Linked DNA regions of Homo sapiens: region 2 is linked to region 1. Evidence: chromatin loops called from intact Hi-C (ENCODE). Cell type or tissue: psoas muscle. All regions are shown on one strand. Each heading gives the region's core, and the rest is flanking DNA. Links, peaks and the distances in the headings are about the cores only. Region 1 overlaps MTMR3 (myotubularin related protein 3). Region 2 overlaps MTMR3 (myotubularin related protein 3).

Region 1 (2,921 bases), core at 189-2,688:
TATCTATCTATCTATCTATCTATCTATCTATCTATCTATCTGTCTATCTATCTATCTATGACGGAGTCTTGCTTTGTTGCCCAGGCTGGAGTGCAGTGGTGCGATCTTGGCTCACTGCAATCTCCTCCCGGGTTCAAGCAATTCTCCTGCCTCAGCCTCCCTAGTAGCTGGGATTACAGGCGTGTGCCACCATACCTGGCTAATTTTTTTTTTTTGTATTTTTAATAGAGACGGAGTTTCACCATGTTGGCCAGGCTGGTCTCCAACTCCTGACCTCAAGTGTTCCATCTCCCTCGGCCTCCCGAAGTGCTGGGATTATAGGGATGAACCACCGTGCCTGGCCTGTCTCACTTTTTATACCCCGAAAGCATTATTACTATCCATTACTTTATTCAGAGCTAGGAGCTTTTTCATTCCTGTACTGTGGAACTACTTGAGTTGCCCTATATCTACTCCCCCTTTCCCCATTCTGAACATTGTTTCACCTTATAAAAATTAAAAATTTGGCTGGTGTGGTGGCTCATGCCTGTATCCCAGCACTTTGGGAGACAGAGGCAGATGGATCACTTGAGGCCAGGAGTTCGAGACCAGCCTGGCCAACATGGTGAAACCCCGTCTCTACTAAAAACACAAAAATTAGCCGGGCATGGTGGCGTGCATCTGTAATCCCAGCTACTCGGGAGGCCGAGGCAGGAGAATTGCTTAAACCAGGAGACGGAGGTTGCAGTGAGCTGAGATTGCGCCACTGCACTCCAGCCCAGGTGACAGAGTGAGACTCGGTCTCAAACAAACAAAATCCAAAAACATCCTAAAAATTACAAAATTTGGCCAGGCGTGATGGGTCACACCTGTAATCCCAGCACTTTGGGAGGCCAAGGCGGGTGGATCACGAGGTCAGGAGATCGAGACCATCCTGGCTAACAGAATGAAACCCCGTCCCTACTAAAAAAATACAAAAAATTAGCCGGGCGTCGTCGTGGGCGCCTGTAGTCCCAGCTACTTGGGAGGCTGAGGCAGGAGAATGGTGTGAACCCGGGAGGCAGAGCTTGCAGTGAGCCGAGATAGCACCACTGCACTCCAGCTGGGTGACAGAGCAAGACTCTGTCTTAAAAAAAAAAATTACAAACTTTTTTATTGATGGGTTCCTCTAAAACCCATTACTAAAGCTACTTACTAAAGAGTAGATGTTTTCCCCCTTCACCGATAGTTGATGGACCGTCAGAGAATCCTTGAGTATCTCAAGCTTTTACTTAACTTCAGAGTTCTTACCTGAGACAGAAAAGTTGAGTTTTCTTTCCTCAAGGGCATAAAAAATTTTAAATGTACCCATTTGCATAAAATCTACTCAAAGAAAATTATCAAGTGATTTTACAGGATATTTTTGGATGCTTGCACATAAGAGAATCTTTTAACAAAACTGCTTAACCTCCTTTGTATTATTCATTCCCTCTCTTACTAAAACAAGTGAATGGCTTGCTTGGATGTGTATCTGTATCTTTTTTTTTGATACACACTTTGAAGGAGTCTTCTGAAATGCAGTGTTTTGGCCACCATTCCAGCTCTACAGGAATATGGTTTCATGATAAAGCCAACAAAGAGCACACTGGCAGCAGTCCAGCAGCTGACTCACCAAGGAGTAATGATAGACACTTTGAAAGGAGTGACCTGTCTCAGGATCTCACATTTCAAAGCTTCGTGCTATGATTACATTGGTAGAAGGCAGCCAAGAAATCTAGATGAGATCTTGCTTGTACCTCCTAAGAGTAATGGTATATAGGTAGGAAGGACTTCCACAGTCGGATGCAAGTAAGATTTTTTTTCCTAACAACCTTGTAAAACCTGGGGGTGGGAAACAAGTTGAGGATTCAGAATGGGAGTAACCGTGGTGGAAGCTTTCCTTCTACGGACCTGGATGAGAACAGCCTTATAGTGACTGAGGGTAACTCAAGAAGCTCAATGCCATATTAGTTTTCTAGAGCTAAGGGAATATACATAGTTTAGTAGTAAGCACAAGTATCGTGTTCATGTCAGACACTGTAGCTACTGCTTCCTGCTAGAACAGACCAGAAGAAACCAAAGCAAGACCAGAATCATTTCAGTTTTGAGGAACAGACCCTTTCCTTACTAGCATTGCACACTTTAGGAGTAAAAATAGAATGAAAGTGGATTTGCTTCAGTACTCTGAAATAGTTAACTGTTGATTGTTTTGGTGGATTAGAGTGATTGCAGCTCTGTTTCTAAATTGAATTTCATGGCTATACGTTGTTCTAGGTGGCAAATTAATCTTTTATCAGTACCACAAATTGATTGTTGGCCCTTTGCGGAAATAGCAGGAATATGTCTTTTTCATTTTGTTGAAGGGTAGCTCAGAGATAAAACATTTACATAATCTGAAAATATTTTTCAGAGATAAGACTAAGTGACTGTGTATACCACAGTGATAGATTGATCCACTTTGATTATTGTAGAACTTTCTATTTCTCAGTAAAAAGTGCTAAACATGGTAAAATTATGAAGGATTGCTTTTAGCTATTTGCTGTATTCTTTAAAGCATATTTAGGAATAAAAAGTTAATTTCCAAAGTGCTGTCATTTATTTAATACATGTTTTCTCCAGAATGTGCTTCCCAAAAGTTAAGAGTGCTTTTATTTATTTAAGAAATATGTTAATTTTTCTTTTCTTTTCTTTTCTTTTTTTTTTTTTGAGACAAATTCTCACTCTGTTGCCCAGGCTGGAGTGCAGTGGCACAGTCTACTGCAGCCTCGACCTTCCAGGCTCCCACGACCTTCCCAGGCCCAAGCCATCCTCCCAATTTAGCCTCCACCATGCTCAGCTGAGTTTTTATTTCTTGTAGAGACTGAGTATTGCCGTATTGCCCAGACTAGTCTCAAACTCCTGGGCTTACTGTGCCTGGCCCACAA
Region 2 (2,921 bases), core at 246-2,745, 57 kb after region 1:
CGTCAGCCTCCCAAGTAGCTGGGACTATAGGCATGCACTGCCATGCCCAGCTAATTTTTGTACTTTTAGTAGAGATGGGGTTTCACCGTTGGCCGGGATGGTCTCGATCTCTTGACCTTGTGATCTGCCCTCTTCAGCCTCCCAAAATGCTGGGATTACAGGTGTGAGCCACTGTGCCCAGCCCACTTAATTCCTTTCTATGGCCAAATAATTTGCCATTGTTTAGATATGCCACATTCTGTTTATTCATCCATCTGTTGATGGACATTTGGTTTCAGTGAGCCTAGATCTTCACGCCACTGCACACCAGTAGCCTGGGTGAGAGTGAGACCCTGTAGTGGAAAAAAAAAAAAAGAGGAATGAAGTACTAATACGTGCTTCAAAATAGCCCATCCCACCTTTGGGCTACTTTGAATAAATCTGCTATAAACATGTATTTGCAAGATTTTACATGGACATGTTTTTGTTTTCTTGGATATATACCTAGGAGTAAGATTGTTGAGTCAAATGGTAACTCTGTGTTTAATTGAGCAACTGCCAGGCTATTTTTCAAAGAGGCTGCACTATTTTACATTCTCACTAGCAGAGTATGAGGTTACTTGTTTACTTTTTACATCTGTATCTTATTTACTGAGTGCATGCATTACTCGTATATCTAATTTTAAGAAGTATTACACTGCTTATCAGACTAACAGTAATGACTCAATTTCTTCCTTTTGTACTGTTGGTATAACTACCACTGTGGGGTTCACATTTTACAAGTCAGGTGCTGTAATGAACCCTGAATATTTCCTAAGGATTGGTCACATCTGCGATTTGTAGTGTTTTTTGTTTGTTTGTTTGTTTGTTATTTTACATAATACCCAGAGTGGTCTAATGCTCTTTCTAGTTTTAAAAGGAACCTTTAGCAAGTACTTGATTCTGATGGGTTGCACAGTTTCCTGTGATCTTGGCTTTTTCTTATGGATTTGGAATTCCTATAGCAGTTTTAACTTTTCTCAGATACTTAAAGCAGCACCTCTTACTTTGAACTATTTTAACTATTTCTTGTCTCCTCTGGACTGTAAGTTCTTTAATCTCCCTTTGCTGCCACATCTAGGCCTCTACCTAAACCTGTGAGTTACACACCAGGATATCTTTCACATACTTAGGCTTTTATCCGTACTGCCTCCATTCTAAATCAAGCCACTAGTCTCTTACTGTAATTGTCTCCTGGTTCTCTTCTTTATTCTTTTTCTCTTTTAATCCATTCACCCCACATCAACCAGGGTGATCTTAAAATCAAATCACGTCACTCTGCTATTTAAAACCTGTCAATGGCTCCCTGTTGTATTTGGACTGTATTTTAAACTTACTACTATTCACATGATCTTTTCCTTTACATTTCTCCAACTTCAAGTTGTGCCACTCTTCTTTCTGATTCGGTACAGTTTAGCTACAATGGTTTCCTCCTTTTAGTTCTTCAAAATTATCAAGGTCTTTCCTGTCTGAGGAACACATGCACTTCCGTATATTAGAAACTGGCCTTGCCCCACCAAGTAGTCTTTTCTGATCACTTTATCTAAAGTAGGTCTTCGGTACCCCCAAACCCCAGTCCCTGTCTCAGCATCCCGTTTGTTTCCTTTATCACATTTAGCACAATTTGTAATTATTACCATCTTTTTCTGTCTTCTGCGATGGTATATAAGTTGTATTAATGCAGAGCTAACAGTGTCATACTGTCTAACACATACTAGATTATTGGTAAATTTTGACTGACTGCAGTGCAGAAAGAACATCATTTTACAGAATCTATTTGGTATAGAAATGGAAGGCCTTATTTCTGGGTGAAGACTATGTTTAAATTGAGACTTTTAATGCCGAGTGGCAAATCTTTGTCTTGGTATTTCTGTACTCATTAAAAAATTAGAGTAGGCCAGGTGTGGTGGCTCACACACTTTGGGAGGCCAAGGCAGGCAGATCACTTGAGGCCAGAAATTTGAGACCAGCCTGATCAACATGGTGAAACCCTGTCTCTACTAAAAATACAAAAATTAGCCAGGCATGGTGGCATATGCCTGTAATCCCAGCTACTTGAGAGGCTGAGACACCAGAATCACTTGAATCCGGGAGGCAGAGGTTGCAGTGAGCTGAGATCGCACCACTGCACTCCAGCCTGAGCGATAGAGCGAGACTCTGTCTCAAAAACAAAACAAAACAAAACAAATTAGATTTGACTGGGAAGATAGCTTATGTATATATATATAATGTGACTGCAGATTGAGAGTTTATTTTGTAATTGGAATTTGATTTCTAGTTCAGTGTCACTACAGATGAGTACATTTTAGTTGGGACATCCGGGATGCTTGTGAGAGTTTTTTCAGATTTCTCTGAAAAAAATCTGAAAGACGTAACAGTGCATATTGATAGGCTTACTGTATAAACAGTGGTTTCATGAGAGATAAAACTTTGACTCTTTAAATTAATTCTTCAATAACTGGAGGTTTTGAGGTAGAATTGCCATTATGGTTAAAAAAACTTTATGTGAAAATTTCAAATATATAAAAGTAGAGAAAATAGTTTAATAAATCTCCATTAACTTATCTCACTGGTCTTCAAAAGTTACCAACTCATGACCCATCTTGTTTCAGAGGTACTCCTACTCATTCTGCCTACTCCTTGGTATATAACTTTATGTATTTTATAGTTAAAAGATAAATTCTTTTTAAAAACCCATCACCACACACAAAAACCTATAACCACAGTAACATTGTCAATTATATAGAAAATTAATAACTCCTTAATATCATCAGATATTTAGTATGTGGTCAGATTTCCCTAATAGATGTCTCAGCTTATACTTTGAATAAGAATCCAAATAAGATCTATATATTGCAGTTGGTTGACATGGTCACTTAAGTCTCTCTTAATTCTGTAGGTTT

What was found. Hi-C counts contacts between places; a loop is a spot of excess contacts. Peaks named below come from ENCODE experiments on the same cell type or tissue, not always from the same donor. Only the 100,000 strongest peaks of a DNase experiment are listed, where the experiment ranks them.
Region 2: it touches region 1 in a loop (1.9-fold over the local background); 4 of 110 quality-filtered maps call a loop at or near these places.

The regions. Positions count from the first base shown.
Region 1 is chr22:29,906,293-29,909,213 of GRCh38, forward strand. All of the region lies in intron 1 of MTMR3 (myotubularin related protein 3), which reads left to right. Among named protein-coding and RNA genes, the nearest start is that of MTMR3, 25 kb to the left of the region's middle. RefSeq lists enhancers at 424-925, 926-1,425. In psoas muscle, for the core only: no CTCF peak of the experiment used is centred there; a DNase peak (open chromatin) is centred at 1,619; H3K4me3 peaks cover 713 bases; H3K27ac peaks cover 2,451 bases.
Region 2 is chr22:29,963,503-29,966,423 of GRCh38, forward strand. All of the region lies in intron 2 of MTMR3 (myotubularin related protein 3), which reads left to right. Among named protein-coding and RNA genes, the nearest start is that of MIR6818, 42 kb to the right of the region's middle. In psoas muscle, for the core only: no CTCF peak of the experiment used is centred there; no DNase peak of the experiment used is centred there; H3K27ac peaks cover 1,769 bases.